Linked DNA regions of Homo sapiens: region 1 is linked to region 2. Evidence: read pairs that join two places in POLR2A ChIA-PET (ENCODE). Cell type or tissue: GM12878. All regions are shown on one strand. Each heading gives the region's core, and the rest is flanking DNA. Links, peaks and the distances in the headings are about the cores only.

The links. Peaks named below come from ENCODE experiments on the same cell type or tissue, not always from the same donor. Only the 100,000 strongest peaks of a DNase experiment are listed, where the experiment ranks them.
Region 1: POLR2A ChIA-PET joins it to region 2 with 6 read pairs; 5 of 35 experiments call an interaction of 5 or more read pairs at or near these places.

Annotation. Positions count from the first base shown.
Region 1 is chr17:57,269,681-57,285,135 of GRCh38, reverse strand. The region is part of intron 5 of MSI2 (musashi RNA binding protein 2); the gene reads right to left. Among named protein-coding and RNA genes, the nearest start is that of MSI2, 21 kb to the right of the region's middle. RefSeq lists an enhancer at 29-298. In GM12878, for the core only: no CTCF peak of the experiment used is centred there; no DNase peak of the experiment used is centred there.
Region 2 is chr17:57,549,630-57,565,084 of GRCh38, reverse strand. All of the region lies in intron 7 of MSI2 (musashi RNA binding protein 2), which reads right to left. LOC107984993 (a long non-coding RNA gene) reads right to left here. Exons shown (of 2, transcript XR_001752947.3): 1 at 5,156-15,455. Among named protein-coding and RNA genes, the nearest start is that of MSI2-AS1, 51 kb to the left of the region's middle. RefSeq lists enhancers at 3,215-3,715, 12,677-12,896. In GM12878, for the core only: no CTCF peak of the experiment used is centred there; no DNase peak of the experiment used is centred there; H3K27ac peaks cover 1,199 bases.

The DNA.
Region 1 (15,455 bases), core at 3,949-8,948, 280 kb after region 2:
GACGGTTCCTTATCTAAGGGGAAGGATGCAAACAATTTTTTTTAAGGTGAAAAGAAGAAACTTCTAAGAAACCGACGCCAATCTATGCACAGAAAAACCTCCCCTATCCTCCTACAAGTCTTCCAGAAAGGGGAGGGGTTGAAGAAAGAGAAAATCCAAAAACTGATCACTGCTAAGCTCCATAGTTTCAATAAATTGTTACCAATGTTGTCTTCGAAGGCAAAAAAAAAAAAAAGGTCATTTTAATTCTGGTTGAGGAGGGCATAGGGTAAACCCCTGGCCAACTTGAGCTTCTCCCATCCCCAGCAGATGAGGCTGAGGTTGATCCAGAGGTGACCTGTGCCAACAAGCCCTCCCCCAATGGGGGCAGATGACGCCATGAAGCCCCATGCTTCTCATCTCCATGGTGACCCCAAAAAACAAAATCAACTCTACACTAGGAGACACAAGAGTCCCATCAACTTAGAAACTTTCTTCTTCTCAGTAATAGTCTCCTACAACATTTTAATGAAATACTTTTTTAAAAATTGGGGTCAGAGTGTTTTACGTGGGATTACAGTCAAACCACATCTTCCCATCTCTTCGTACTTATTCACTTAAAAATATATATATGCTGCAGATTTCAAAGTGGGCTGTGACTGCACAGCTGTAGGGAATGAGCTTGTCAAGAGAAAAAACACACAGGCACACCTCTAAAACACATACATAAAGCACACAGATTTATTTTTTGTTTGGAGTGAGAGACACATCAGTTCGAGTTCTAGGCCAGCAGCTGTACTACAAACGTTTCGGGGTGGCGGGTGCGGGGTGGATGGCAGGGGCAGGGGGAACACAGGAGTGAGCCTCAAGGACAGCTGAAATGAGGGCCACCTTCGAAACCCTGCAGCCAGGCGTCACCAGGACTACCATGACCGGGTGGAGGGCCCAGCACAGCCAATCCAACTCTTTCATTAAAGAAGGGAAAAAATTCAACAGGGATGAAAAGAAACCAATACTTGGGCAATGCTCAACTCAGCGGGCCCCTTTTGAGAATTAAAAAGGAAAATAAATCTGGGGCTGTGTCGATCCAGAAAATCAGAGCAATGGGCTTCCCTGTTGAGAGGAGGCCACTTGATTCGCCTGAAGTTGACTATTTGTGTTGGCACTAGATCCCCTTAAAGATTGTTTACAAATACAGAGCAATCAATATTTCCTAACCCAAGGGTCTCCGGGATAGAAACATGGACCTGCTGGGCACAACGTGAGTGCTTCCCATGCGTCCCCACGCACCTGCCACCCTCTGCTCCAAGCCTGGGACACACATTCCCCTGGACCCGGCAGGCCCCACCTGAACCACGCTTCCGGGAGTGCGCGTGCGCGTGTGGTCTTCTGCCTCCTTTAACCTCCTTCACTGGGCTGTTCATCCCAGACTAAGCACCAACTTGGCTGACTCTGGAGCCTAATTTTCTCCTCCCATGCTTTCCTAGGGCCTAAATCGAGTTTTTTTGTTTGTTTGTTTTTTGTTGTGTGTTATCATTTCAGTATTGTTTCTAGTTGGGGGATTTGGAAGAGGCTGTTTCTTTCCTCATCCTCTCTCTTCCTTTCTTTCCTTTATATCTAAACACATTTTCACATGCTCTTTAAGTGGCTTCAGGTTTGGCATCCATCTCAAACACATCTATAATGGATCAGGAGCCCAAAATCTGTTTCCGATTATAACAGACAAATCAAGCCCCCCTGAAGTTGGAGGCGGGGAATGGGGAGAAAAAGTCTTTAATGGGTCAGCGATACAAAGGGACTTCTGGGGTTCTGCCCACAAAGGAAGCACTTCAGCCCCAGGGGCTGACATTACTGACTGACCCTGTGCGGCCTCTGCTTATAAACTTCCCAGCACTCACTCCAGAGACTTTACGGGCCAGATTCCGCCCTTAGTGAAATGGCATTTTCTAGAAGTCCCGGTGAGTTTGAAAGGGAAAAGAAAGGGAGTGGAGAGGAGGCACAGAAGCCCCCTCCTCTTCCAAAAATGGCAAGCCCCCACACAGAGAACACAGCTGCAGGAAGATTAAAAACATTTTATTATTTAAAGAGGTACAGAGGGTTACTGGACATGGGCAATTTAAAATTAAATACAACTCTCGTCACAGCCGTTTGCAGTTAAAGGTGAACATGGTTATTTTAAAAGCAAAATCGCCCTGCCAGAAGGACTGCCGTTCAGCAAGGGGCCCAGATGCCGCCTCAATTATTAAAGTCGTAAGCTGGCCATTCAACTGCCCTGACGGCAAGTCTCTTCTAGAGACAGAGTTCCCTGAAAAAAAAAAAAAGTCTGCCCCCCACCCCCCAACCCCAGCCCAAGCATAAAGTAAACGCTTTAGAGAAAGTGAATAATATCTTGTCACGGAGGTAAAAGACTCAATTATAAAACCTTCAGAAAGATTCTCAAGGAACATCTACCTACGGTGACAGAGACTTACACAAAACCAGAAGACAAGCTAAAATATTTCTCCCCTATCCACCCCTACCTACTCCTACCCCTAACAAAACAGAACAGGGAGAGGAAGCAGGGAAATGGGGGAGAGGCTGCCATAAAAAAATGATCTCGAGACCTGGGCACTTATCTGACATAAAGCAACATCCTCCAATCCTGAAAGATGAGCCTGCCACACACACACTTCTTTATCATCTCAGCAAGAAATATGGCTCAGGAGGCCAGCACTAATTTTAGTATCAGATTTATTATACAGCAGGGGGCAGGAATTCTTCAGGCCTGTGCCTTGTCTCCCAGTGCAGGACTAAACTGCCTTCAGGATGGCTCCTTGGAGGAGCAGCAAGGCTAACAAATAGAAACTTCTGGATTCCTGATATTCAGGAATCCTTGGAAAATACGCAACTGGCCCTCCAAGCTGCTTCCCAGTCCTTTCAAAGCCTCTGTGGGTGCTTCTAAGAGCTCCCCACTCTGAATAAAAGACCACAACACACATCTCACTTGTTTGAAATGAACCCGTCACCCCAAGCAAAGACAGGAAACCCCAAGGTCATAAAGCAAGGGTACACCAACATAGTCTGAAACCAAATCCAGTAGTGACAACTCCTAGTCTCCCCGCTTTGATCTGAAGGGAGATAAAGCTAGGGAAGTCAAAGCAGTGACAAATTTAAAATGTTGACATCCTCAGCCAGCCACTCCAACCTCGCTGCACATAAAGCCCTAAATGGATGGAAGACACATTTTCAGGTTGTTTGATCTCACTCAGGCTTCCCCACCTCCAGTTTCTGGACATCCTTTTGTCTGCTTTTGGCCCTGATTTTTCTCCAAGTTATCCCACGGAGCAGGACTGTCACTGGTAGCCTCGGCAGTTGTCAGTCAACCTGATTGCTTTACTCCAGAAGGCCCTTTTTACACAAAAGGCCTCACTGAGGCAGAACGGGCTCACCTTTGATTTGTTCACCTCTCACATGTAAAAGCAGCTCGTACGCCTCTCCCGAGCATGGCTGCACTCGTGGAAAACTGAAACGCAGTATATTGGGAAACAAGGCTTTTTAAAGCATTCTCTGGAAGGCAAGATCCTAGCTTGGGTTCTGCTCGAAGAAAGAGCTAAACAGAGCGAGCTGGAACAGAATTAGCCCCGAGAACCCAGGGATGGAGGGAGAGTGGCAATACCAATTTGCTGGAAGGGATCTGGAGAGTAAACGAAGAGGAACGTTTGGATTGCAAAGATAGAAACAATTCACTTTGCATCATTTTCAGTCTTTGGAGTTCAGTAGGGAAGTATGATTATCAATCCACCAGAGAGACGGGGAAGAGTGGCCCACATGAGCTCAGAATTGGCTGGTGATGGCGTTGCAGGTAGTAGAGGTGCTGAGAACTGACACTATATCCCTCACGTGATGCTCTCTTTAGAAGATCAGGCTCTCCCTGGCTAACTATGGCCTTCAGCCCTCTAGACAGGAACCTGCTGGACCACAGGGGAGTGGGCCTTGCCATATTCCCATAGGTTGAGCACACACAGACTAGCAAACATCAAACACCAATAAGCCCTCACACACCTGGTATGATATTGCCAACATCACTTCTCGGGGGATAGCAATTATGCCACAATTTCATGTCCCTGACTCACCAGGCCACACACGACAAGACTGCAAGAGCACCTCCTCCTTGGGCCCCTGGCCTGGGCAGAACTCACGGGAGAGCCCCTGGATTGCAGAGTGCTCTTTCCCCAACACCCATCTGACCTGGCCACCCCCACCCTAAAACTCATTAAGTGCTCCCCATGGCCAAAAGCAGTGGTCTCCGAAGTAGGGTTTAGAAGAAAAAGATTAAAATGTTTATGTGTGCTTAGCTTTTTTTCTCATCCTATTTTATTTTTAATGATTTGCCTTATTAGGAGCATGCTATTTTAGTACAGAAGTATATGTATGTCATTTATAAATAAATATGTATACAGTGCAAGCTCAAAAACAAGTTTACCAATAGGGGTCCGTCACTAAGAGTATGCCGATTGCCAGCCAAGGGGTTACACTCAACCCCCTGAGCCAGGCACACCTGCCCTGCCTGTCCCCTGCATGGGCCAACACTCTCAATCTCACGGAGGTGGGGGTTGGGGGCTCTGCTCACATCAATGAGAAGTCAAATTTGCCTCTCACCTTTAACACTTGCTACTCCTCAACTAACCAAACCACCAAGCTGCTGCTCCAATTCTCAGATGCATCTCAAATCCATCCACTGGTCTCCATCACTACCTCCAAGAACTCAGCTAAGCAGCCATCCTTCCTCAAGTGGATCACCACAACAACTTACTCACTGATTCCCCCACAGCCCCCTGGGGTACCCACAAGCCACTTTTCGTGTAGACTGTCAGAGAGATATTTTCAAAACGCAAACCTGATCATTTCCCATCCCATCCCTTAAACTTTTAAATGGATGGCTTCCCCAACCCTCCTAAGATAAGAATTTTTATCCCCGCCAACGCAAGTGTGACCTCGCCTGTCCCCCTGTCCTCCTCACTCTCTGCATTCCAGCCACCCTCTCTTCCCTCAGCACATGAAATGCACCCTGCTACTTCCCTCCCTACATCAAGCTCAGCCTCAACGTTATTTCTCCAGGAAGCCTTCCCAAAACCCAAAGGACACTGTTTTTTTTTTTTTGTTATGATCCCTTTAACATCCAATGCATGGATGTATAGCATTTATGGTAATGGTACTTCAATCATGAATCAGGCCAGGCACTGTGGCTCACGCCTGTAGTCCCAATACTTTGGGAGGCCAAGGCAAGAGGATCACTTGAGCTCACGGGAGTTCAACCAGCCTGGGCAACAAAGTGAGATACCCACCTCTACAAAAAATTTAAAAAACTAGCCAGGCACAGTGATGTGTGCCTGCGGTCCTAGCTACTTGGGAGGCTGACGCAGGAGAACCGCTTGAGCCCAGGAATTCAAGGCTGCAGTGAGCTTTGATTGTGCCACTGCACTCCAGCCTGGGAGACAGAGCAAGATCTTGTCTCACAAAAAAAAGAAAAAAGAAAGAAAAAGAAAAGTAGTGAATCATGCAATAAGTTGTTTAATGAACATGCCCCTGCCAGCCACAGACTCCACAAGGGCAGGGACTGAGTTGCTATTCCCCAGCTTTGGGCCTGGTTCAGGACTGGAGCTCCAGACATTTGTTGCATAATGAGCAAATCAATCTTCCCTCTGCCCTCCTCTGCACATTACACCCCAGCCCATAAGGAGCAATGTGCTACACCCCCCAAAATCCAAGCTGTCTAACTGCTCCCACAGTTCCCTCAACTTGGAGGATCTCCTCTCTCTCAAGATTCAGCTCACAAGCCCTCCTCCGTGAAGCCTGCCCTGCTTGCTCCGTCCTCTGTGCCCCTCCTGTGCACGGCTATAGTCCCCTCTAGCTCACATCCTGGTTTAGACACCTACCTCCCTGCTAGCCTGGGAGCAGCCAGAGGATAGGCTAGTATCTGATTCTGTCTCCTCTGGGCCTAAGAGCATGCCGAGCGACCTCATGTGTGTCCATATGCGGCCTGTGTTGTGCTCACTGGCATAGATTCCCCTTTCCACCTTCCCTTCCAGAGAGTAACAATATAATAGTTCACAACAAGTGCTAAGGCTTTTCCCACCTAGAACACCTGTATCAGGTCTGCCCTGAAAAGAAAGCTGAGATACAGCCAACAGACACCGACTCTCCACACAAGTACTGGCGTCCACAGCTCCACGTCTGCAGTGGCCAAAGGGCATGAACCTGTCCCTAGTTCACAGTTCCTGCTGCATACGCAAGGCATGAGAAACAGGTGCTGGTGCCAACTTAAAACCATCTCATCAGGAGGGACAGCATCATGATAAACAGCTAATGCATGCAGGGCTTAATACCTAGGTGATGGGTTGATAGGTGCAGCAAACCACCATGGCACATATTTACCTTGTAACAAACCTGCACATCCTGCACATGTATCCTGGAACTTAAAATTAAAAAAAGAAAAAAAAACACATCTCACCAAGCTCACCAAGGGGTTGGGGGGGCAGTGGGGGGATGGAGGTCTTAGTGGGAATGGAAGCAATAAAAAGACAACTCTGTCTGCCAAGCACACATAGGAACACTCTAAAACAGCAAATGGCCTTTGATCAGCCCCGCCTGAGTCAAGCAAGGCTTTTAAATTCAGATAGTACCAGGCGTGGGTTCCAAAACCTAATGTGGGTCTCCGTGTCCCTTGGGGATTGGTCCTCCTCTTGTCCCTCCTCCCCTTTCCTGCAGTGAAGTAGTTAAGATGTCAAGCAAGGGGAAACCCCAGTCCCCATCTCCTCGAAGCTGGGTGGTGCAGAGCACTTCATCAGCTAAGTCCCAGACCATGCATTGTGGGCAGGCCTTGCCTCTTTCGCCGCAATTCTCCCTCTATGGGAAACTGTTCAAATCAGAATGTCAATCTATGGAGCTCAAATGTTTTCTTTCTTTTTCTCTCTTTTTGAGAGACAGGGTCTTGCTCTGTTGCCCAGGCTGGAGTACAGTGGTGTGATCATAGCTCACTGCAGCCTCAACCTCCTTGGCTCGAGAGATCCTCCCACTTCAACCTCCTGAGTAGCTGGGACTACAGGCATATACCACCTCACTTGGCTAATTTTTGTATTTTTTGTAGAGAGGGTTCTCACTGTGTTGCCCAGGCTGGTCTCCAACTCCTGGCCTCAATCAGTCCTCCCACCTCTACCTCCTAGAGTGTAGGCGTGAGCCACTGCATCCAGCCTCAAATGTTTTCTCAATGTGGTCCCATCTAGTCCGCATCTTGGCTCAACTCTCAGAAACCTTTGGTCAAATCACTATGGAGCTGTTAATAGTAAAAGTAGCCCCCAGGAATAATGTGCTAGCCACCTCCCAGGCGGTGTACTTTACGAACACTGTCTCCTGTAAACATTACAACAATCCTGTCAGGTAGATGCTCATATGGTATTATCCCATTTTACATATCAGGAAATTGAGGACTAACAAAGTTAAGTGAACTCCCCAAGGTCAAGCAGCTAGGAAACTATTATGCCAGAAAGAAACCCTAAGACTGTCTGCCTCCTAAGCCTCTTCTCTTAAGCCCTAATCAGCACTGCTTCCCACCACATGCCTTCATTCTTCCCGTCTACAGATGGGGAAATCGAAACATGGAGCTGCAAGGCAAAGTGCCTGAGGTCATGTTCAGCACATCAGCATTGGGCTAAGAGACCAAGAGACAGAAGTCAAGTCTCTCCTGCTAGGACTGGAACTTTCACACCCATGGTCTGCCATACTCCCTCACGACCCAAACCACCCTGTCAAAAAGAAAACCAGCCCGGGTGCGGTGGCTCATGCCTATAATCCCAGCACTTTGGGAGGCTGAGGCAGGCAGATCACTTGAGGTCAGGAGTTCGAGACCAGCCTGGCCAACGTGGCGTAACTCCGCCTCTATTAAAAATACAAAAAAATTAGCTGGGTGTGGTGGCGGGTACCTGTAAACCCAGCTACTTGGGAGACTGAGGCAAGAGAATCACTTGAACCCAGGAGGCGGAGGCTGCAGTGAGCCCAGATCCTGCTACTGCACTCCAGCCTGGGCGAGACAGCAGAATTTTGTCTCAAAAAAAAAAAAAAAAAAAAGAAAAGAAAACCAACCCAAACCCCCAGTCCGTAGAAGAAAGGTCCCTAACATGATACAACCCAAGGAGAACAGGTCCCTTCCTCTCCAGGTCTCCTTTCCCCTGACTATGCAGTGGGGCTCACTCACTGTCTCTGGTCTCATCCTTTCTGCCACCGTTCCCCAGGAGACCGAGTCAGCCCTGGGAAAACTTGGGAGCCAGGAAACCTTGAGCCTCGGCACAAAAATGAGGCGCCTCCGTTACCTGGCACTCACCAGGGACTTGCCTCAGAGAAATTCTAGCGTCACCCAATTTGGAAACCAAGGAAATGAGTCATGGCCCTTTTAGGAAGCTAGAGAGATGACCTTTACTTACAAAAAAGGAAACTGAGGCAAACAGCAGCGGCAGCACGCCGGGAAACACAGTAGCTCAGAACCCACACCCACCCAGGCACTCTGGTCTTGTTCCTCCCTCAAGTTCTAAGAGAATGCTTTGCACTTCTTTAGTAATTGTCCCCTCCTCTATCTTTCTCTGCATATTTCTTCCTTTGGCTTTTAAACCCAGAAACTTTCACCAAAAGCAGGCACAAGCAAAAAGGAGCCACATTCGTGACAACAGTTGAAGCTACCTCATCAAGCAACTGAGGTCTAAACTGGCTCCTAATTAATATTAACCCTCCAAATCAGAGTCATGCTCAGAAAACCTTGGATGAAGAGACGCCAGGCGGGAGGGGAGTCTCCAATTTTCTTTTTACTTCATCTGGAAAATTAAGAGCACTGCTGATTTGAACAAGAAATCATCAAGGAAAGCAATCACAACTCCACACGGCCCATAACTCGATGGACTTGGATGTGTAACCTGCCACTTTCATGTGCTGAAATTAAAATGATTGTGGCAAGAATAGCAATGATGACATGGGTTTGTCCCTCCTCCTTCAGCCTTAGAAAACATAAAAACCCCTACAGAATCTTCTGAAGGAGGTCAGGTAAAAGATCTTCCTTCTTTGTCAAAATAAACCAGTAGAAAACTGGTCCAAGACTGTGCTAAACAGCCCTTCCCAAAGAGATGCTCCCCCAAGACTCTTTCTCTCCAAGGATAATGAATTTGAGGGAGGGGAGGGAGACAGTGAGCACAGAGAACTGAAGGAGGGAGGGGGTCCTGAAGACCCTCCACTCCAAACTCAAACACTTACTTGCTGTTTCTGCATTAATTACAATAAACTGCTTCATAGCCTAGTGATCACTTAATGGAGCAGCAAATATGGCTTTTTCCCTATAATTAGTCAATGTAATCTACTGCTATTTCCCTCCTCCTGGCCACCCCTTCTCTCCTTCCCTTTCCGTCCTCTACACACTAACATTCACACGCACTCCATCCCCTGTCCAGGATCCACTTATAATCATGATCTTGTTCCCCGTTCCCAGCAATACCTGGTAAATTCCACCCAGTGGACATGAAGTGAAAGGGACCCACATACAGGGGATGCCCCAAGGGGTCTGGGGGCTTTCCCAGCCCCGACAATAGGTCTGAGCGTCAGCATCTCCCAGGCCAATGGCTGGGAACTGTGTTCATTTCCTGAGCTCTACCAATCTTCTTCCCACTCACAGGACAGGGCTCATGGGTTTGTAGATCAAAACCTACTATTCCATATCCCCAAGCAAAAGTTTCTATGAAAAAGTAACCCTTGCCCTCAATCCCAAGGTTCTCCCTCGCTCCCTCCTAGCTGGGGCTCTTTCATGTCTCTGAAGTTACTCTCTCCTCTTGGACCATCCAGCCCTGTGCTCCCAGTTCCTACCAAGTGTCAAAGGAACAAAGGCATCTTCAAAGGCTGGGGACACCATCTAAGGTTCCTAACTGAAATGATTTCCCTGCCCTTGAAAATGTGGCTTTTGTGAAATGAAGTTGCTAAAACAGCCCTTTGGCATGTGGATTAAGGATGACAACACCCTCTTTTATGGCCTGCTTTTCTCTACTCAGACCTCTAAGGACTTATCAACTAACTTCAGATACTCTCATCACCAGCAAGAACAGAACACTTTGTATCTTTCCCATGTTCGAGATGGCTTTAAAATTTTTCTTTTGTTGTTTATGGAGAAAAGAATTCACATTTTCTCAGTATTCATCATACACCTGGTGCCTTATTTATACTGGCTCATTTAATCCCCACAACCCTACTATTCCCCTTTTTTTAAGTACAGAATTGAAACCCAGAAAGGCTGGAACACCTTCCTAAAGTCACAGAGTTAGTGGCAGTTATCAAGTTTCAAACTAGGTCCCTCTGAGTCCAAAGCCCGTGCTGCCAACAAACCACACACTTCGTTATGGCACATGAATTTGTCTGAATCCAAATTACACTGCAATTCTACCCGTGTCACATACATTTATATGCATAAACGCACAACCACGTGTGTGTGTCTTCTTTTGTATTTCTCAAACATTACTTAAGGAAAAATACGTAAGGCAGAAGACAGCAGTACTTAGCGTTCTCCAACTACTACGTAAGGCAGGCACGGAGCACTTACCCAAACCTGCCACAGGACGTGCTCCTTTCTAACAACCCCACAACTCACACACCCATACACTTCCTTATGTTGCAGACACCATTCTAAACACTTTATTATGTTAAGTCCCATAATCCTTATGACAACCCCATGAAGGTGATACCATCATCATCTCCATTGTACAGATGACAAAACAAAGGCACAGAATATTTAGATAGCTTGCTCAAGGTCACACAGCTGCAGTGGCAGAGCAAGGATTCAAAGTCTGGTTCCAGAGTCCATGCTCTTAAACGCTCAGCTAGAACACCTGGAGAGAAAGTAATAAAAATAACGACAGTAAAAATAACATTTTACTTCAATGTGTAAAATGCAGGGTGATGGGGGGTGAGTAGGATCCAGCCTCTATTTGCAGTTTTGTTTTCCCATATTCTCAGGCCCCGGCCTATGTGGCATCACGTCATTCACAAGCTGGTTTCATGATTTCTCTATTGTGAACGAATTCTTCTATTGAATCTCTCCTGTCAATATCTGAGACAAGGCCCAGAAGGCCCCAGGAGCAGGTCTCTAGGAAGCTTTTTAGAGCCCCACACTGGGGTAGATGTTTGAGGATGCTTGAGTTCAAACTCTCAGAGCAGTTCCCCCGCTCTGACACTTGGGGGTTTTGTCTGGATAGCCCTGAAAAAAACAGTTATTTCCCATGAACACAATCAGTCCTTCTCTTGGGATGCCCAGGGGGTCTGATCATCCTCACTCCACCGTCTCTTTATAGCTTGGGGAAAGACCCAGGTGACTGTTTCCACGGCACCTTCTACTCTAATCCACTGGGGTCATGCTGCAGAGGGGCCGCTTGGAGGGCTAATGCTGTGAATGCACAGGCTTTGAGCAAACAGGATGACGTGGCAATAAAGGCAATCACAACATGCTAAGGCGATGGCCTGCCAAACGCAAACTGCCCAGGCAGGACTTGTGCTCAAAAGAACTTTAATTGAATTCTTTCAGCAAGTGCAGCAGAAAAATTCATAATGAGGTCCCCCCCCCCACCCACATCCCCACTATGTCAGTCTGTTCTGCAGTTGTGTGAATCCAGTAAAAGAAAAAAAAAAAAAAAAATCATTTTTAACAAGAATATGGGACGTGTATGGACATTAACCTGAACATCGTGTACTGCAGGGAAAAACAATGATCAAATCCAAGGATTTTTATTTTCAAAGCAATTTAAGTAAAGCATTCTGCCATAATCAGCTTTACTACCCCTATTAGTACAGGAAAACAAGTTCTGAACCTGGCTCCCTAGTGAAAAAATGCAAAATTTGTATAATTAAAATTATACTTGTGAAATTCAAACACACTCTAATTTCCTAAGGGCCCCCTAATCAAGTCAGAAGTTCTTACTAAAACCAATTATCTTCTTTGGAAAACAGAAGAGGAAACATATACATGTAGCAATCTCGTGGAGATTCACAACCCAATTCTCTCCTAGGTGCAAGCATCCTAATTTGATCCTTTTTCCCCAGGTAGAAGACATGATGAATCCACTAGTTAGTTTTTATTAAGTAGTATATCTGAAAGTTGAAACATTTTTTGCTTGTTTGCCTCTAGCTACAAAAAGGACACATTTGAGAGATATCCCAGAGGGAACTGAGTTGAAAGGGATTTAAAAAATAGAGTGTATCAGTAAATACACACTGTGTTTCCACCCACTCCACTATACACCAGGCCCTATCTGGCTATTTTTCTTAAGATGTCGCAGCAGTTTTTCAGAACACTCGCCCAGTACTGTTTAGAATGGTCACTCTAATGCCATGGCGAGGAATGGGATGAAAATACGAGCTTCCTTTCTGAAACTAGTTCGCAACTGAGCCAGGTACTCTCGAGCTCCTATCCAGGAAATCAGCAAGACCTAGGTTTCTCACCTTCTTCTACCCCCAAGGTTGCAGCTTTTCTTGTTCTTGAGTGAGTGGAAATTCTTGCACAAGAGCAACATGGAAATACGGATTACTTTCCAAGACACTGAAATATTTAAGAAGCAGTTGTTGCCATGTTTAATTATGCCACCAATATGAAGTGTTATCGATCTAGGGCCTTTGGAGGGGCGGGATCTGTACACCAACAGGTTTTCTTTTCCCCTCTCCCTGGAATTCATTTCAGAAATGAGAATATTGACTTTTCACACTCTTGGTTTGGTGTTCCAACAGTGCCCAGCTCTGTGATGTTGGCCTGACACGCCGCCCAGCCAGGCTCCGGCAGGTATCCAGAAAGTAAAAACAAAATGCCGCTAAGTTGAAAACTTTACTTTTCAGCAGGTGGGAATAAAGGACAAAACTCAACATTCACGGCCTCTTTAGGGTGGAGAACACCACAGTAAACCAAACAGGGTTTGTTGTTAAAAATTCCATCTGAAGACTTAGGAAACACAACGTGTGCATGCACAAACACACACAGGCGCCCATGCAAGCATGCAGAAGGAAACACTCAGCTGAGAGCAAGTCATGGGAACTGCTACTTGGCTGGTTCCTTGCCTCCCTCCCACCAGAGCGGTCACCTCATTAATGTCACTCAGCATCACATTTTGCTACACTAGGTCTTTCTGCACTCTGTTCCCCTAGGCGGCCCAAAAGCCCGCTTCCATTGTAAACTTCTGTGCTTTAGGAAACTATCAAAAGCTTTGATGGCAGAAAAGAAAAAAACTTTTATAGCGCCTCCCTCCTCACTCTTTCCCCTCCTTCAGTTTCTTTTCTTTGGTGCTTTATTCAACATCACTACACACACAAATCATGGTCTGAAAGTCGTTTACAATATGTCAGCTTAAAAAAAAAAAAAAAAAAAAAAAGATTGCAGTGGCCCGTCTATTTTGCAATTGCCAAAAGAGAATAATTCATTTCGGTGGAGGGTATGGATGAAGCCCTGAATACATTCCTACACCATTTTCTGCCCTTCAAAACAATAAAAATGTAAAAACCCAGATGAAGGAAGGCCCAAGGTGGCAGGAACGAGAATCTCTTGACCCCCAAGGAATTTATTCTCCTAGATCTTCTGAAGCACTCTCTCCCCAGAATGCATCATCAAGACCATTTTATTAGATTTTTCTAAACCCTTGAAATTGTCACATAATTGAAACAGAAACAGCAATTTAGAGCTCTTGAATGGATTTCTTAAAAAGAAGACTCTGTGCTTGCCCGACACCCCCGCTCCTTGGCTGCTCATACCCCTAACCTAAATTTAAGGTCCTTGCACACAAAACCCTATTTATTTTATAAATCCTCCCCTGCCATAAAAGTTACACATTCTCCTAATGCCTTAGATTTCAGGACGTTTGAGAGAAACTCATCCCAGACAACAGGCTAAAAAAAGAATCCATTAGCATTAACTTGCCTGTCACAGCCAGTGACAAATAAATGAATGTGATGCTTTCAGATCAGTCATTGGTAGAGCTACCCCCGGGCAGATAAAGACCAGTACAGGGAGAGAGAAGACTCATGGGGAGACCTCTCACACAGCAGTGTCTCAGCTGTTCCCTAGCTGCTCCCCGGGACTTTACTCTCAGAGGCAGCAAAAACACAGGCATCAGATACGGAAAAGGAAATGAATTCCTAATGCCCATCAAGCATCCCCAAGATAAAGGCTGCATGCTATCTCGCCTCGAGAGCCAGGACCTCATGAGCAGGCCAAGCCACTGACACAGAATTTTCCAATCTCAATGTGCTGTTCTATCCCTCACCCTAGAAAGGAGCAACAGTGCTAATCAACCCACGAGCTGCTCGGTTATAAGGTCCCCTGATGATGGGGGCAGGGACATTTTTCGGGGACAGTAACAGATGATGAATGCTTATACTGTACCCACAACATGCAGCTATCACCCTAGGCCATTCATATGCAGTAGCTCAGTCCATCTTACCCTTAGCAATTCTACAATGGAGGGACGGTTGCTATCCCATTTAACAGGTACAAGTGGAGGTGCAAAACCACTAAGTGACTTGTCTAAAATGCCATAGCTGGTAAGTGGCACTTACCTATGCTAAACAAGCTCTCAGAAAACAGGTAACAAAAATTAACCTGAAGCTTTCCAGCTAGACTATCACAAATTCTATTCCTCAGCCTGAGCATTTTATAGCCATCAGGCAAAGTGGCAACCTCAACTCTGCCCACTCATGTTGGATGCAGCAAGGCTTAGCAGAGAGGAGAACAAAGCCTTGGGATTCAGAGAGACTTTGGTCCAAAGGCCAACCCTGAACCTTACTAGTTCTATGGTTCTAGAAAGCTGTCTGCCCTCTCAGGCCCCAGTTTACCCACTGTCAAACGGAGATAATACCAACTATTTCAAAGGATTGTTGTAAGGATTAAAGAAGACTAAGTGTATAGTCTCGGTACTATGCCTATAACATATAAACTCACAATAAATGACAGTCATTATTCTGAATTAGGATTTTTCTTTTTAACTATTCAAAATCTCACAGCTAAAATAAAGCAAGATAGCAGCCAGGCATCCACCCTAAGGCTAACATTCCAGATGGTTGGAAGCCTGGTGCTATCTTCAAAAGAAGGGAGAATGGAAAATATCTTATCCTACTCTGGACCCAGTGGGACAACTGTCCCAGCTGGACCGACCAAGTGAGGCTGCTGCTACAACATACCACAGGGTGCTCAGCCCCAAGACCACACCTGCGCACTTCACACCACACGGAAAGCAGAGATCATGATTCCAAAAATGCATATTCTTCACCAAGCAGACACTCAGCCAAAGGCGACCCCAAGCAGATACCATCTATGAAGTCACAGGTCAGACTGCTCTGAGCCACGGGACACACACTGGGGTTATACAGGCAATCTGTGATGTCCACATTGAGAAATGACATCTCACTGTCTACACATGGTGAGGTCACGATCACGGCTTAAA
Region 2 (15,455 bases), core at 6,191-11,190:
ACCATGTCTCTGAGTCTCAGTTTCCTCATCTGTCAAAGAGGAACTCTGTGAGGATTAAATAAGGCAACATATGTAAGGTACTCAGGACAGCATCTAGCACTGTTAGGTGCCCCATAAACGGCTGTTGTTAATGAAGGTGGTGAAACAGATAAACGCACAGAATGGTAACCAACAACCCAAGGCGTCACGATTGCGCCAAGAGGTACTGTCCAATGGATAAAAGGCTGTATGTAAGTGCCAGTGAGTAGACAAAAGAGTGCAGCAGGGGTTCATAACTGCATTACTCAGTACCTACTGTGTGCTCGCATCATTTATTGAATGAACAAGCAAAGGAAATACCATACAATTTAGCATTAACCACATACTTGATGAGACTCCCAATTCCAAAGGTCAGGGAGACACTTTATACATCTGTGCACTGTGCTGGACACAGGCTGCAAGCTCCATAAATGCCCTAAATAGTCTCCTATTAGGGCTGGAGCTCCCCTGACAGCAGCACTGTCTCCAGAACCCTGCCCAGGACTCAGACTGCAATACTGACTTTGAGTAGCCATGAGATGGGTAGAATGGCCTCACCATCATCATCACCCCAACCTCGTGTGCTTACTGGTGGTTTCCAGGCCACCTCACTTGGACCCACTGAGGCCCAGAAACATCAGAGCTTCCCCCAAAGCAGAGGAAGGACCCAAATGCATTCAGAAATGTCCCCAATTAAAAAGAAAACCCTCTAAGGGCACAGGGCAGAGGATGCAAGCCACGGCCATACCATTGTTAACTGGCTCCTAGGAGTCACGTGATGCCTGATTACAAGGCGACCTTCTGGGCTGTCCTGGGCCAGTGCCCATAAATATGTTAGCTCCTGGGCAATTCTTAATTACTGCTGCACTCAAACCCAGCCATCTGTGCCCTGTTCCAGCAAGAAATCCACAAACACATGGCACGCCCTTCACACAGGCAGAGAGGATGGGCAGCCAGGGACATGGGGGCCTTTGTGTCTTGAGCACAACAGTATCAGCTGCACAGAGAGAAACACGTGCAGGGGGCTGGCCATAAAGGACGTCCTATTCATCAGGCTGCGCTTGGGAAATGTGACACGCCTCAGAGGAGGTGCCCAGGCCCATTCTGGCTCAGGTGGGCTGTTCAGCAGAGCGTGTAACAGGCCAGACAATGGGATCTTCCAGAACCCCTTCACCACAGCATCTTTAGGGAGGGCGGAGGGCCTGGGGACTAGGAGGTGAGGGATGAAAGGAAAATGCAAACTCTCCATTTTGGAAGCAGGGTCCATCTGTACAGAGGCCTATGTGTGTGTGTGTGTGTGTGTGTGTGTGTGTGTGTGTGCGCGCCTGTGTGTGTGTGAGAGGGAAAGAGAGAGAGAGACAGACAGACAGACAGACAGACAGTCAGCCACTAAAATGGGGCCATTATGGGTATGTTAAATGCTGGAAGGCGAGAGTCCACATTAGGAAGGACTGGAGATTACTGACATGGATTGTGCTTTATCCAATGTCATTCACTATTTTGGGGATAGAATGGAAATGGGCCTTGGGGTTCTGATCCTGGGCCCAGAGCCCGCTTCCCAGCTTGGTTCTAGCTTGCCTGGGATCTTGGGCAGTGGCCTACCTGCTCTCAAGTTTTTCCATGTGTACAAGGGTCCTTATCTCACAGGGCTGTGGGAAAGCCTGAGTGAGTATAAATGGTCCCCAAGTGTAGGGCTGGAGAGAAACAGAACTTTCCACAGGAACCAACAGGAGAAACAATTAAATCACTAAAGAGAGCAAGCCTCTAAGGTGTGCAGCCATTGGTATGAAAAATGGTCCACGTGGATGGGGTAGGTGATGAGAAATGACTTAATGGGTACAATGTATGTTGTTCGGGTGACGGATATAAAAAAAATCCTGCTAGACCACTATGCAGCCTATACACATAACAAAACTGCACATGGACCCCACAAATCTATGCACTGTTTTTTTTTTTTTTTTTTTTTTTGGAGACGAAGTTTTGCTCTGTCACCCAGGCTGGCGTGCAGTGGTGCGATCTCTGCTCACTGCATTCTCCACCTCCTGGATTCAAGCGATTCTCCTGTCTCAGCCTCCTGAGTAGCTGGGATTACAGGCATGCGCCACCACACCTGGCTAACTTTTGTATTTTTAGTAGAGACAGGGTTTCGTCATGTTGGTCAGGCTGGTCTCGAACTCCTGACCTCAGGTGATCCGCCTGCCTCGGCATTCCAAAGTGCTGGGATTACAGGCATGAGCCATCGCACCCGGCCTGTACGCATTTTTAAAAAAGGAAAAAAAAATAGTCCGTGTGCAATTCACACACCAAGACTTATCTCTCCATTCGTGCAGTCCCTGAGGATCTGATTTGTTAGCCACCAGTTTGCCTGTCAGTGTTTGCAGTGACTACATTTTTTTATGTTGGTGAAATGAAAACAGAAGTATTTTTTTTCCCAACATAGTATTTTTAAAAGATGGCTCTCCTCCACCCTCCAGAAAGCTGGCCAACAGCATGTGCAGCAGTGGGTGCATTCTGCTGGAGAGCTGGGACCCACTGTCGCGTGCTACGACAGCACAGATCTAAGAAGGGCTGTGTTACGCAGCTCTGCACTTCCAGTCGCCTAGGAGAGGGAGATCCCTGGTTTCAGGCCACAGGCAACACCAGTGCCCAGGGTAGGAGTTGCTTGGGACCAGCAGGCAATGCCTTTGCTAAGAGAAGAATGCTTCCTCTGTGTATGAAAGCACCATGAGAAGAGGCCTGGGAAGTACGGTCTTAGAAATGTCTCTAGACACATAAGCTTCTTGGCCAGGATCCATTTCTGAACATCTTGAGATGCCACAGCACTTGGCTTACCAATCACTGTTTACTGGATGTGCGGATGGGTGAAGGGATATAAGGATGGATGGATGGGCAGATGGATGGGGATGGATGGATGAACGGGCAGATGGATAGATAAATGGAAAACAACAGCTGCTATTTATTGGACACTTCTATATATCAGGCTCTTTATATATGTTCCCTCATTTAATCTATAGCAATCACATCTGAAGAAGTGTTCTTATCCCTGTTTTACAGATGAGGAAAATCAGAGAGGGTCAGAGAGGTTAAGTAGCTTATATATATAATAAGTAGAAAGAACCGGAATTTGAATCCAGGCCTGTTGGGCTCCAAAGCTGCAAATTCGAATAACGTCTGAACCAATCCTCTCTGGGTGCCAGTTTCCTCATCTTTAAAATGGGGCCACTGCCACCTGCTATTGCTTAGGTAGGCACCTTCCAGGCCTCTAAAGTTCTCATTAAACATGCAGCCGATCCCCTCTGGATAAAGGGGTGCTGCTTCAAGAGGGGCGGCAGAGACTGCTCTTGGGCACACGCTACCATTTCTTGGAGCACCTGGCTGCGGGTTTCCTACCTTTCTGTCGTCCTCACAGCTCCCCTGCCTGTGGACTTCTGGCCCATGTTTCCTCATTAGCACAGCCTCCTACCCCAAAAGGGGCCCAGAAGATCAAAGCAGCAACTGGGCAAACAATTCTTATTGCTTCCTGTTTGCAGTCTGGATGAAAGGTCAGGTGGGGGTGGAGGTGGGAGACAGTCTCTGACCCGCTAGTTCAAGCACAATTCACACAGGATTTCTCAGAATAAACCGCACAGAAATGGATATGCTGGGGTCAGAAAACAGCAAGACGGGAGAGCAAGAGCGGGGATTTTTGTGATATCTGGGGCCTGCTTGGGGCTGACAGGCCTCAGGGACTGAGACATGGGTGACGCAACTGCACATACAGTGTGTTCCAGGCAGGTGGGCAAAAATATCAAATGTTCCCACCCTCCACCTAGACAGAACCCTGTGCAAAGCTCCCAGGCCCACCCACACCGCCATCTCTCCATCTCAGGGCTGTGGTTTCATCACTTCGCTTGGTTTCTTCTGGATTGTGAGGTCTCTTCATGATTGCTCAAGAACAGACAGTGCAAGAACAAGAGGTTTCCATACTTGACTCCCTAAATGTGCACATCAGCCTGTGCAGAGGGCACCGACCTCACCGCCATTTGCTTCATCAGCTAGATGGGCTCTGGAAAGTCACCATTTCCCCTGAAGCAGGGAGCAGCTCCTTTGGAGCTGGGAGGATGGTGGGCTTTCCATCTTTCCACCTCTATTCCTGCCCCAGTTCCACTGGGGCGAAACTGGCTTGCCTCCTTTCCTGGGATGCTCACAGAACAGAAACCCACAATGCATTACTTGGCAAAGATTAAATAACCAAAACCAACCTGCAAGGCATGCTTGTGCTGGTGGCAACCACCGCCTTTACTGAGCTGCGAGGAACCGTACAGGCATTGCCCTAATGACTCCTCTCCATACCGGCAGTAATTGTTAATAATAGCAGCATTATTATACTGCTCAGAAACAGCAACATCAGTAATAAATAATAGCAGGCATGTGTTACTGTTACCCCATCTTGCAGATAAGGAGTCAGAGGCTCTGAGGATTATATAACTGGCCTAAGGTTGCTCAGCTGGTAGGTGGTTAAAATCTGGGATTTCTAAAAGGCAGGCTGATATCTGAGTCTTTGTTTCCCAACCACTCTTCTCCCAAAACGTGGTGATCTGGGGGTGGTGGGAGGAAGTAGCAGAGAGAAGAGTTTTGAAAATGTCCATGAAGCAGACCTTGTAAATCCCCATGGAAGTGGGTGGAAGTGTCCCCACCAACCCCGCTCCAGGGCTCCTCGGAGGGGCACGGGTTACTGCAAGTCCCCCATCCCAGGAGTTTCAGTGGAGGGGCTTAGCGCCTCCAAACTCTCCCCCTCCACCACCCCAGAAAATATTTTAAAAGAACAAAACTTCCCCGCAGAGACTGTGAGAAAAGCCAGCTAGCAGGGCAAGTTATGAAGATGTCATTACGCAATGAACTGCTTCCGTGGACCATAATAGGTTTTTACCTTTGCTACTGTACTACGAGAGATACCAAACAGCAATTTTAAACAGTCTCCTCCATTGCCCCATCCCAGCCTTCCAGAATCACATGTGTTTCTACTTTAAAAGCTGTTAACATGGTATAATATGTTCGGAGCACAAATCCAGATGGCCACGGGCCTCAGAAAACCCGCAGCATCCTGCTGAAGAACTGATCTTACAATTCCACCGACCAATAGCAGTGAAGGAGTTACCTGCACAGGTGGCCCGGCCCAGGTCTGAGCTGCCTGCTCCTGCTTCATGAAGCCCTGCCTCTGCAGGGGCACGGGGCAGCCTGTGGAGACGTCCACCACTTGGCCATTGTGGCCAGACTCTCTCCAGACGTCCAGTGGCCTTGGCCCTTCTGCAGACACTGGCTGTCTCTGAGCAGAAGCTGGAAAAATGCACTGGATTTGGCTTCCTGGGGACCAGGTGCAGGAACAAAGCCAGGGTGCAGGGACAGGCATCCCTTGGGTGGCAGGCTGTCGTCAGCACAGCTGGTCCCACACAGTCCCCTCACTTTCCCTCACCCCAGTGCCTGCCTGGTCAGTGGCTCTCAGGGGTGTTGCATGTTCACCACTAGGATTCTATATGGCTATGGATGGGGCTGAGACAAGCACTCGATGCAGGAGCCAAAGTCACTCTGCTACCCATGTGTCATCTTCTGCCAAGAACCACACCGTCCAGCCAACCCCAGCTAGGGAAGTTGGTATTGCCAATGGGGCTGCAGCTGGTCTGGAAAGGAGTCCAGGGAAACCACGCTATCCTCAAGGCGGGAGCGGATGAGACAGGAGAGGAGAGAGGGGGAGCTGATAAACAGGACATCGGGGCTTGTCCTCTTTTTACTCCCATCCTTCTTATTTCCTTAGCATTAACTTTCCAAATGCTGTCCTCACATGGGCGTGTTTTAGCCCAAACTCTCCCTCTCAGGTTGGGAGACAGGGTTCCATCTCACTTTGTGCTTCTGTTGATGTCTGTGTCTATTCTGGGTGTAGGTAATGCTGCTTTTGTGGTTCTGATTTGGAGAAGGTATGAATTAAAATGATGTCAAAGAACTTCTGATTTCTTTCTTTCTTTTTTTTTAGATGGAGTCTCGCTCTTGTCATCCAGGCTGGAGTGCAGTGGTGCCATCTCGGCTCACTGCAACCTCCGCCTCCTGGGTTCAAGTGATTCTCCCGCCTCAGCCTCCCGAGTAGTGGGGTTACAGGCTCCCGCCACCACACCTCGCTGTTTTTTTTGTATTTTTAGTAGAGATGGGGTTCCACCATGTTGGCCAGGCTGGTCTCGAACTCCTGACCTCAGGTGATCTGCCCGCCTTGGCCTCCCAAAGTGCTGGAATTACAGGCGTGAGCCACCGCGCTTGGCTGAACCTCTGAGTTCTTGATACATGGGAGGCAAACAGACAAACTGGGAGGTTCTGTGATTCAGGAACTCCATGAAGAGACAGCGGGATCCAGCAAGCCTCTCTTTGCTCTTGGCAGGGCTGGTGCTTTATAACTGGCAGAAGGGCTGGTCTGGGCTGAAGAGAGGTCAGAGGGCTGGGGCAAGTGACTTAGAGTCGTGGTTTTCTGTTGTGCCACCAGGAGGGATGTGTCTCCAAAAACACACGGTGAGCGGCAGTTCAGCCAGCCAGGGTCTCATCCCCACCTCTAGGCAACACGCTGGGTGTCATCAGGCCTCCAAGAACTCAAACTCTAGGGGAGGTGCAAACCCTCCTGACCCCACTCACTTACTCCAGGATGCGGGGCCTCAACAGCAGAGGCGAAAGGGGAACCGACCCTCTTTGTTATTTGTTGGAAAGACACTATTTATAGCTCCAGATCGTTAACTGCCTTTTTAAAAAGACTGTTCTCGGGGCCATTTTTAGAGCATCCGTCTTCCCTCGGATGGCTGCGTGGTGACTAGAAATGGCAGTGCTGAATAGGTGCAATTACAGAGGCGCCTAATACGCTGAGACCATAACGGCGTGGAATTTCTCTTTGTAATCTAAGCATGTCCTTTTCCCCCAGAGCCTTTATTTAAATATTTTGTCAGCTCCCCACGCCAGCAGCAGGCAAGCTCCGTCTTGAGCACTCTCAGAAGATGGGAGGAGGCTGTTATGAGAGATGCCACTCCTAACTCCCTCATTCTTCTTGACAAAATAAATCATGAAAGCCAAGAAGGAGGGTGTGTGAGGGCAGAGTCAGCTGCAGCCCCGGAGGTCCTCAGCACCCAAGGAGATGACGCTTCTTTCTGGAATGCTGACAATTCGCTGACTTAGCTGCCTTGGTTATGGACCTGAACATCTAGAAGAAATATTCAGCGCCCAAGAAAACAGTTCTGCTCTTTTAACCCATTAACTCAGACCCAAACTGGGGCTGCTTCTCATCAATGGTATTTCAGAAATTAGGGACTGTGCACTCCCAAGAGATGCCTCAACGAAACCTCTGCTCCCCATTCCCACTGGGGAGCGAATGTACACCTGCCAGACTTCCACGCAGAAAGCCTTGCCTTGGCATGGGCACAAGGGGGAACACCCCAGCCCAGGGCTGTGGGGTACCAGCCAACAGCCCAGAGAACCTGTCCCTGGCCACACACCCTTCAAGGCAGGGTTCTCCCTGGGTAATCCACACCTTCCAGAGTACACAGCAAACAGAAAGTAACTGAGAAGTGAGCTGGGTGGTGATGGCATTGCCAAATTCATTCCAAACTTGTTATGCATGAGAGTCTGGCAGGAGCGGGAAAGGGGGCTTTGGCCCCTGGGGCAGACCCTGAAGACTCCATCATGATGTCTTGGGAAAAGCCTCCAGGTCCTGAGTGACTCCTGTGCTTTTTTTGTGTGGAATATTCCTGGACTCATCTTGCGTAAAAAGAGGTAGCAAGATGCTGCCCTGGCTGTCCCATGTAAGTCAGCCCACCTCCCATCTGGTTGCCTATGACTGAGGAATTCTCATGCAGGCGGCCTGCCCCTCATCGTTAACGTTTCTTAAGAAGGTGATATTTCCGTGTACCATCTGCCATGCCTTTGGCTTACCCCTCAGTCTGTTCACTCCTCAGGCAGGGATGAGGAACGCTATTATCGGGCATCTTGGCGATCCCAACAGTGGGCTCCATACTCCATGCCCTGAACCATCTTGGACAAGTCCCTTCTCCATTTCAGGCCTCAGCCAATCCACCTGTGAAACAGGGAGATCCCACACCCGGTGCTTCCACTGAGAAGGTGGCCATGACAGCATGCATTACTAAACACCAAATAAGGCCAGACATTATACATATATTAATTTGGGAGGGTAAACATAGCTGCTAATTCAATTTCTCCTTTCTTTTATTAGTACTGTTGGGAGGATCTCAAGCTGTCACTGAGTGGGTAAAAGTACTTTGTAGATGGTTTTACCTTAAAGATATTAGCTAAAGAAACAAAAAGCTCTGAACATCAGGTGTGACCCTCGTCATAGTGCCGCAAGCCTCTGCAAAGCCTCTCTCCCAGTAGTGAGGGCCTCATAAACTCACTTAATGGCAAAGACCCAACCAGCCAATCAGTCCACTTGCAAAACAATCCTATGAGCTTGCCTCAGGAGCCCACATGGGCTCTGAGTCCAGTGACAGGAGGCTGTGATGTCACTGGACGCCCTGACCTCCCTCCCACCCCAAAGACTGATGGCAGCACAGACACGTTCTGCCTCACAGACTCACATCCCTCGTCTGCCCACCTCAAGGAAGAAGTATTCTTACATTTCTAACTGATGTCTCAGGGAAATAATTAGATGTCACTACTCTAACATTACATTACAACTTCCCTGCAGATCCTGGAGGAAGGGGAAATGAGTTACAACAAGCAAACCAAGCTAAATACAGTTGGTAATTGAAAAAGTGGCCAAGGAAATCAGGAGGGGAAAAGCGAGCAAGCCAGACCTAAACGGATTATCAATCATTTCCTTTTAGGGCAAGCTCCACTGCAACTTAATCAATTGCTATTGCTTCCCAAATTCAATAAGAAAACTGATACTGTGGGGAAGAAGGAGAAAAAAACATTAAATGTTTACCATTACATTCTTGATGGACACTGGACAATGTCCCCCACTCAATTCCAATCCAGTTCCAAGCTTATCAGCATAAAAGAAATTTACAAGCAACAAAACTCAGATAATGTGTCACCATTACCACTAACAGTGTAAAGTGCCTGAGGCATGGTCTCCAGGCATCATTGGGACATGGGGTTTAATAGTCACAACAAGTGGTGGTTCTGAGGCTGGGCAGCCTGTCCTGGCTGTAGGGAGAGGAGGATGCCAGGTGGGGCCCCAGGAAGGTAGTTGTGTGACCTTTGGACCTCCAAGGTCTCAAGTCACTTGGCCTCGAGGGGCTGCAGCATCTGTTGCCATAGCAACCTGGTGAGGATAAACACCATCACTCTTCTGGTTAATAAGCATATACCAAGTACCTATTATGTCCCAGGTACTGGGGACACCAAGAGGAACAGAATATGGTCTCCTGCAGTTAAGATCCTCATAGTAACTGGGGGAGTCAGTGTAGGGAAATAATGATGGAGGCATGCTCAGGGGGTTCAGGAGGGAGGAAGGGGCACCCATCTGAGGACCCTCAGGAGTTTATCAAAGGAAAGGTGGGTAGGGGTTAATATGTGCAAAAGTTGACAGGGAACCTGGCTGGTTGAGGAGCTGCTGGGGTCCCTGCTGCGCTGAGCAGGGAACCCCAGCGGACAGGGAATGGAGAGGTAGGCTCCATCACGCCTACCCTGGAGGCCACACTGAGGCGCCTGAGCAGGCAGCCACTAAACTTGGCACGACCAGAATCACATTTCAGAAAGATCCCTCTAAATGGGTCACAGGCCTGGAGGCAGGAGTCCCCGGAGAGTTGCTGCTCTGCCAGGGACAGATGGGATAGGTGTCTGAAACAGAGCATGGCGGTGGGTGCAGAGGACAGGGCGACCCAGAGCTGGCGGTGCGGACGCTGGCTAGATGTGTGGGAGATGGGGCCCGGGCTGAAGCCTCAGGTATGGCTTGAGCAACTGGGCACCATTACCCAGGAAGGGACATGGGTCAGTGGGGCAGCCTGGGATCTTAGCCTAGCAGCCCTGCCTCCTCACACTGCCCTACTTCTCACCCACAGGAAGCAGAAATCTTTCCAAGGAGCTCAGCCGAGTGCCCAAACACAAGGGAGGAAAGGAGTAGGAGAGCAGAGTCCCAGGCTCCCTTGGAAGTCTCAGCAGGTTTGAGCAAAACATCCCAGCAGGGGCTGCAGGCGCTGCTCATGCCTCAAGAATGAAAATTCGAGCAGCAGGAAGGGATGGTTGTGAGTCTGTAAAGATATGGCCCACGGGCCAAAGCCCAGGCTTTATAGCCACACCTGTTCAGACCCTAGCTCTGTCATTGGCTGTGTGTCCATGGGCAAGTTCCTTAACCCTTCTGTTTCTTCATCAGAAAAAACAGGCATAATAACAGCTACACCACACAGGGTCAGCCTGAAGGTGAAATGAGATAAAGCAAAAGAATTGCTCAGCCCAGTACACAGGCTTACGGAGTGCTTAGCTACTGTCTTATCATCCTTGTTAAAAACAATAACATCATCCCGGATAGAAGGCAGGTGTAGAACATTCCCTCATATCTTTCAACACCAAGGAGGCAGGAAATAGAGCTTTTTAACGCTTCCCAAACAAGCGCGTGTGCACACATTGACTACTTGCTGAGGAGGAGAGGGGGGATGGTGTCTCAGGACGCAACACCCCAGCCTCACTGGAGCAACTGGCGGCAGATGCTGGCGGCTCTCAGCTGTTCCTTCTACTTGATGGAGGGTGACTTTGCAAGTAACAAGGCTCTCTAGTAATGCTCCATAAAACTATGAATTTACTTTGAGAGCACCAAGTCTAATTACCTTGCCAAGACTCTCTGCATTTTTAAGAACCATCCCCCCCCTCCCCCGCCCCAAACTCTTGATCCTAAGGACTCTTCTTAGCAATACTTGGTGTCGTTCTTGTTTCGCCTGTTGCCGTGGCAACAAAGCAGCGTTTACCAGCCTTTCCAAGCTAGTACATCTTTATTAGCACCCGGATCCCATGAGGAGCAGGAAGGAGTGCAGAGGTTTAAAGAGCATTAATCCCCTTAAGCTTTGCAAACCTCTCTAGTTAGGGAGCCCATAAAGGGGCAGGGAGGGAGGGGAGAATTGAGGTCTCTGCCATTTTCAGGGCCCTCCTAGAATTGTTAAGCCTACATGAAGGACCAGACTGAAAAAACTTCTCTCTCTGGAGCTTTGCTTTAAATTTCTTCTCTTGAAAGAGACAAACTTGTGGGCTGCCTTTGCTTCACAAGAAAAGTCGGCTACCCATCCATCACAGAAGGGCTGCCGGCTCTTTCCTCACCGCCTCTCTGACCACACTGCTCTCTCGCGATAAACACAGGACTTTCAAAAACAACCGGTTATCTCTTGGCCAGGAGGAGGGATGGCCACAAAGGCACATGAGCTGGGCTGCCCGTGCACCCTCCTCTCTGCCCCTCCGCGATGAGAATCGAAGGATGATTCAGAGCCGAGATAGATTTCCAGTCTATTTCAAAAGAAAAAAACGGACCTCAGAAAGCTGCTCAGGAAAGCTCCCCCATCTCCTTAGCCTCAGCCTGTCTTGGAAGGTTTTTCAAAGTCAACACCAGGGCAGAAGTGGGAAAGCAGGGAGAAGAATGGGATTCTTAACATCATTTAAAAGCAGCTCAATGTCCCAATCCCCCTCCCACCAAATAAACGTCTCTTTCATCTTTCATCCCAGCCTAGAAAATCAAAACCTGGCTAGGGGTCCAGGAAGACCTGTGGCTGAATTTTGAAAAATTGCCGAGTGAAAGATGATACATTCATTCTGCCTTCCCAAACAGCTTTCAGTTTGGGCTGATTTTGCACTGGTCGAGCCTTGGCATCCACTATGGTCCCCAGTCCAGTGCTCTGTGCCCATGAGCCTAGTTCAATCAGGACTACTCAACTGAAGCGCTGAGCCCTCGAGTCTGGCCTTGGGGGGCTCATGCTCTAGCTGCGGGGATGGACAACCAAAGGCTGCATTTCCAACACTGAGGTTTCTGATGCCACTTTTGAATAGGCCAGGCGTCTCTCATTATTCCCAGTGGTGCCAACATTCTCAAAACAACAACAAAAATTTCTGAAGTCACTGGAATCCTTTTTCTACTTTTGGTGGGGTAAAGAGTTCATTCAAAGACCAGTATCAGCCTCTCAAAAGAGAAGTCTCCCAGCCCACGCCACATCAGCCCTAAAAAGCTTGGTTCTTCCACTCTGTGAATTCTAGGGGCAGTGATTTCCGGGTTGTTTATATTTATGTCCCCACTTATTTCCTAAAAATACTGAGGTGTCTTATAATGCTTAAGCACATATAAAACTGGAAACTAAGAGCATGAATCAAAGCTGTAAAAGATGACCAGTCACAGAAAGAAGAGACCAGTGTTCCCCCATGTTGGGGCTCAGAGAGGGTTGGGTGAAGCTCAGAAGCCAGAGAATCACCTTCTGGTTGTAGAAAAACTTCAAACGTAAGTTTGAACCAGAGGAAACTTGCCAGACTGTCTCTAACCAAGGAAGCCGTTGCTGGGCAATAGGGATTAAAAAAGACACTCAGAGATCAAGAAAGCCCATGAGCCAAGACCTCCGGGGATGGAGGCAGGTCCAGGACGGCGACACCTAGCGTCTGGCCCTGCTACTTCAGGCCTAGGCTAGAGCGTGCCAGGAGGTGGAAGACCCAGGGGCTGGATGCAGCAGGGCAGTGAGTGGGGGGCTGGGTTGGGGGGTGCTGGCTGGTCTCCATAATCAGAGACAAGCAGCAGGCAGAAAGCCAAGCTCAGTTCCCAGGACTCTCTCAGGAAGGGAGTCAGGAATTACAGACCAGTGAACATCACTCTGAACTTCAATTAGACCGCTGCAACTCCCCCATGGGTTATGTGCGTTACTCTGTCCCGTTAGCAGTAAAAACCTCACGACCAGATGGCCTGAGGGTCTAGTGAGGAAGTCGGGGGACAGAGCCCTGGTGTGTGGCCAGTCCTGGGGCAGCAGCAGGAGAGACCTGCTGAAGGTCACATGAGCTGGGTCCTTGAGCCCCAGGACGAGGGGCTCTAGGTCCAGCACATTCTCTGTTCCAGAAAACCCCTCTATGCAGCAAGTGGAGTAGGAGGCAACCCTTTGGAGCTGAGGGATCCAGGGAAGCTGGGCTATTGGCTTGGAGTGAGTGCTCCAGCCAGGGGGAGAAAGGTTGGGTGGGCACAGGCAGGGCATGACATCTGCCTAAGCTTCTCTTTCTACAGGAGCGGTCAGCACATAAAATCACCTCTAGTCAATCCTTGCCCCAAGCAATGGACGCCACTGTTTCCAGCTTTCACGCCCGTGATCTTTTTAAATCCCTTCCTTCCCACCTTTAGAACCCAGTGAGAAGTCTCATATGCAAATGGCCAACTGGGATACTTCTTGTTATTAACCTCAACACCTGCACTTGAAAGCTAAGACTTCAGCAGTGGGTGGGGGAAGGGCGGTGGGGCATGGCAGTGCAGGAAGAGGGGGGTGTGGGAACACCAGTGTGTGTACATGCATGACCCCATGGGTGCACCTGGGGCTCGGCAGACGTCATGCAGCAACTGGCACACATCAGGCACCTGATTTCTACCCTCGGCTGAACAGCAATTTCCAATCCAATAGCAACCTCATCCCAGACGGCGGTCTGTGTGCCTTCTCCACCCACCTGAACCTACCTCTCCACCTACAGACCTCCGCCCTCCCTCCGGCAGCAATCCCCGAGGCTCACACCAAGCCAGGAGTCTGTGGCCAAGCTGATTCTCCAGCCCAGGTGAGTCCAGTGAGGACCTACCCGCACAGGAAGAATTCAGGATGGAGCCGGGGCAGGTTCAGCCCCTGATCTGGAGACCTTATTTAGTCTGAGACATAATATTGCTCCTTTTGTCCCCTATCCATTTACCTCCCGGCACTGAAATAAGGGGACTTTGATTCCCTCCCAGTTCATGGCTTCATTCAGAAAGCTCCACAGAAGTAAGCCATTATGTGAGTTCTAAGCCACTTTGAATAAACCAACACAACTCCTTTCAAAAAAGCACCGGGAGAAGGTCATTCATGTGAATAATAACCATTCTTTCTCTTTAATCATTAAAATAAATAAATTCAAATTACATCTCCAGAGAGCACCCATCCCCCCATCAATTTCTGCTCTTGAGTTTAATAGAAAAATGGCTCCTGAAAAATTCTCCTGTGAAGTGAGGCTGGTGTGGAAGACGCCAACACAGTGCTCTCATTCAGAACACTCTCGAATGCAGACTGAATCAGGCCCTAGACAGAGGGCTACGTGTGTGCCTATGCGTGTTGGTCTTGGATGTGCGAACTGTCTAACCCTGCTCTGAGTTTTCCTAGGAAAAGGAAAAATGTCCTGAACCTCGACTCTTCCCCAGGCTGAAAATCTCCAACATTTTCCAGCCCGGCTTCAAACCTGACAGAAAAAGACAAGGGGAGACAGGTATTAAGAAAACGGAGAGCTCGTTTGGATTTTTGCTTCACTTCTGATTCTGTCCCAAAAATTACTTTTGGAAAAGAAAAGGTAAAAAGAGGCAAAACAAAAACAAAAGTAAAAGAGACATCGTGTTCTTTCCCTGTGACCCCCCCAAATCCAAACCTTGCTATTTTAAACAATGAAAAGCACAGTGTGTGAGGAACAGCTTGCATATAGCTGAAGCCAGCATTATTTACTTCAGGTTTCCTATACTAACTCAATTTTTACTTCTTAAGCACTTTTGTTAACAAAGGAGAAGAACAAGTCCCAAACGGGGGTGTCCGTCAAGGAGATCTGTGCTTGCACTGATCCTGAAGGTCGCCTGGGATGCTGTCCTCCCCAGGCTAGCTGCCGTAAGGCCTTGACAACCACTGCTTCCTGCTGCCAGCCGGAGCCACCAAACCCAAGCTCTAAGAACAGTTCTGCAAGCCCCCTCTCCCATGCACTGATAGCACTTAAAAGGGGCGTTTGTCTTCGGCAGCTATTCTCGATCCTATTGAGATTTCTAATTAGCTCAGAAAAGACCGCATTCACTGACAACTAAGGCGGGGATGGGGTAGGGAGAGGAGACAGGCAGGGTGGCTTCCCCCAGCTCAGGAGTGACCACAGCCTGTGAAGATGCTGCTCCTGCTCCAGCATCAACCCTCCTCCAAATGCTTGGATGCCTGTCCAGGGTCTCAACTGACCTCCCTGCAGTCAGAGGTTGCTCCAAAAAGGGACCATCTCCAAGCCTCTCTTGAACTCCCTTCTCTACTCAGCAAGGCCTTGGGCATCAAGCTAAGATCTCTGCCAACTACTGATGCCTTGCCCCTGAGTACAAATGCAGGAGCCCACCTAGGGGTCAAGGAGCTATCGTCAAACAGGATTCCTGGGTTCAAATCCCAATCTCCACCTCCTACTGGCTGTGTGACCTTGGTCAAGTTACTTAACCTCTCTGAGTATCAGTCACCCATTAGGTAAATGGAGGGGCTAGACTGTAAACATTAAATGTG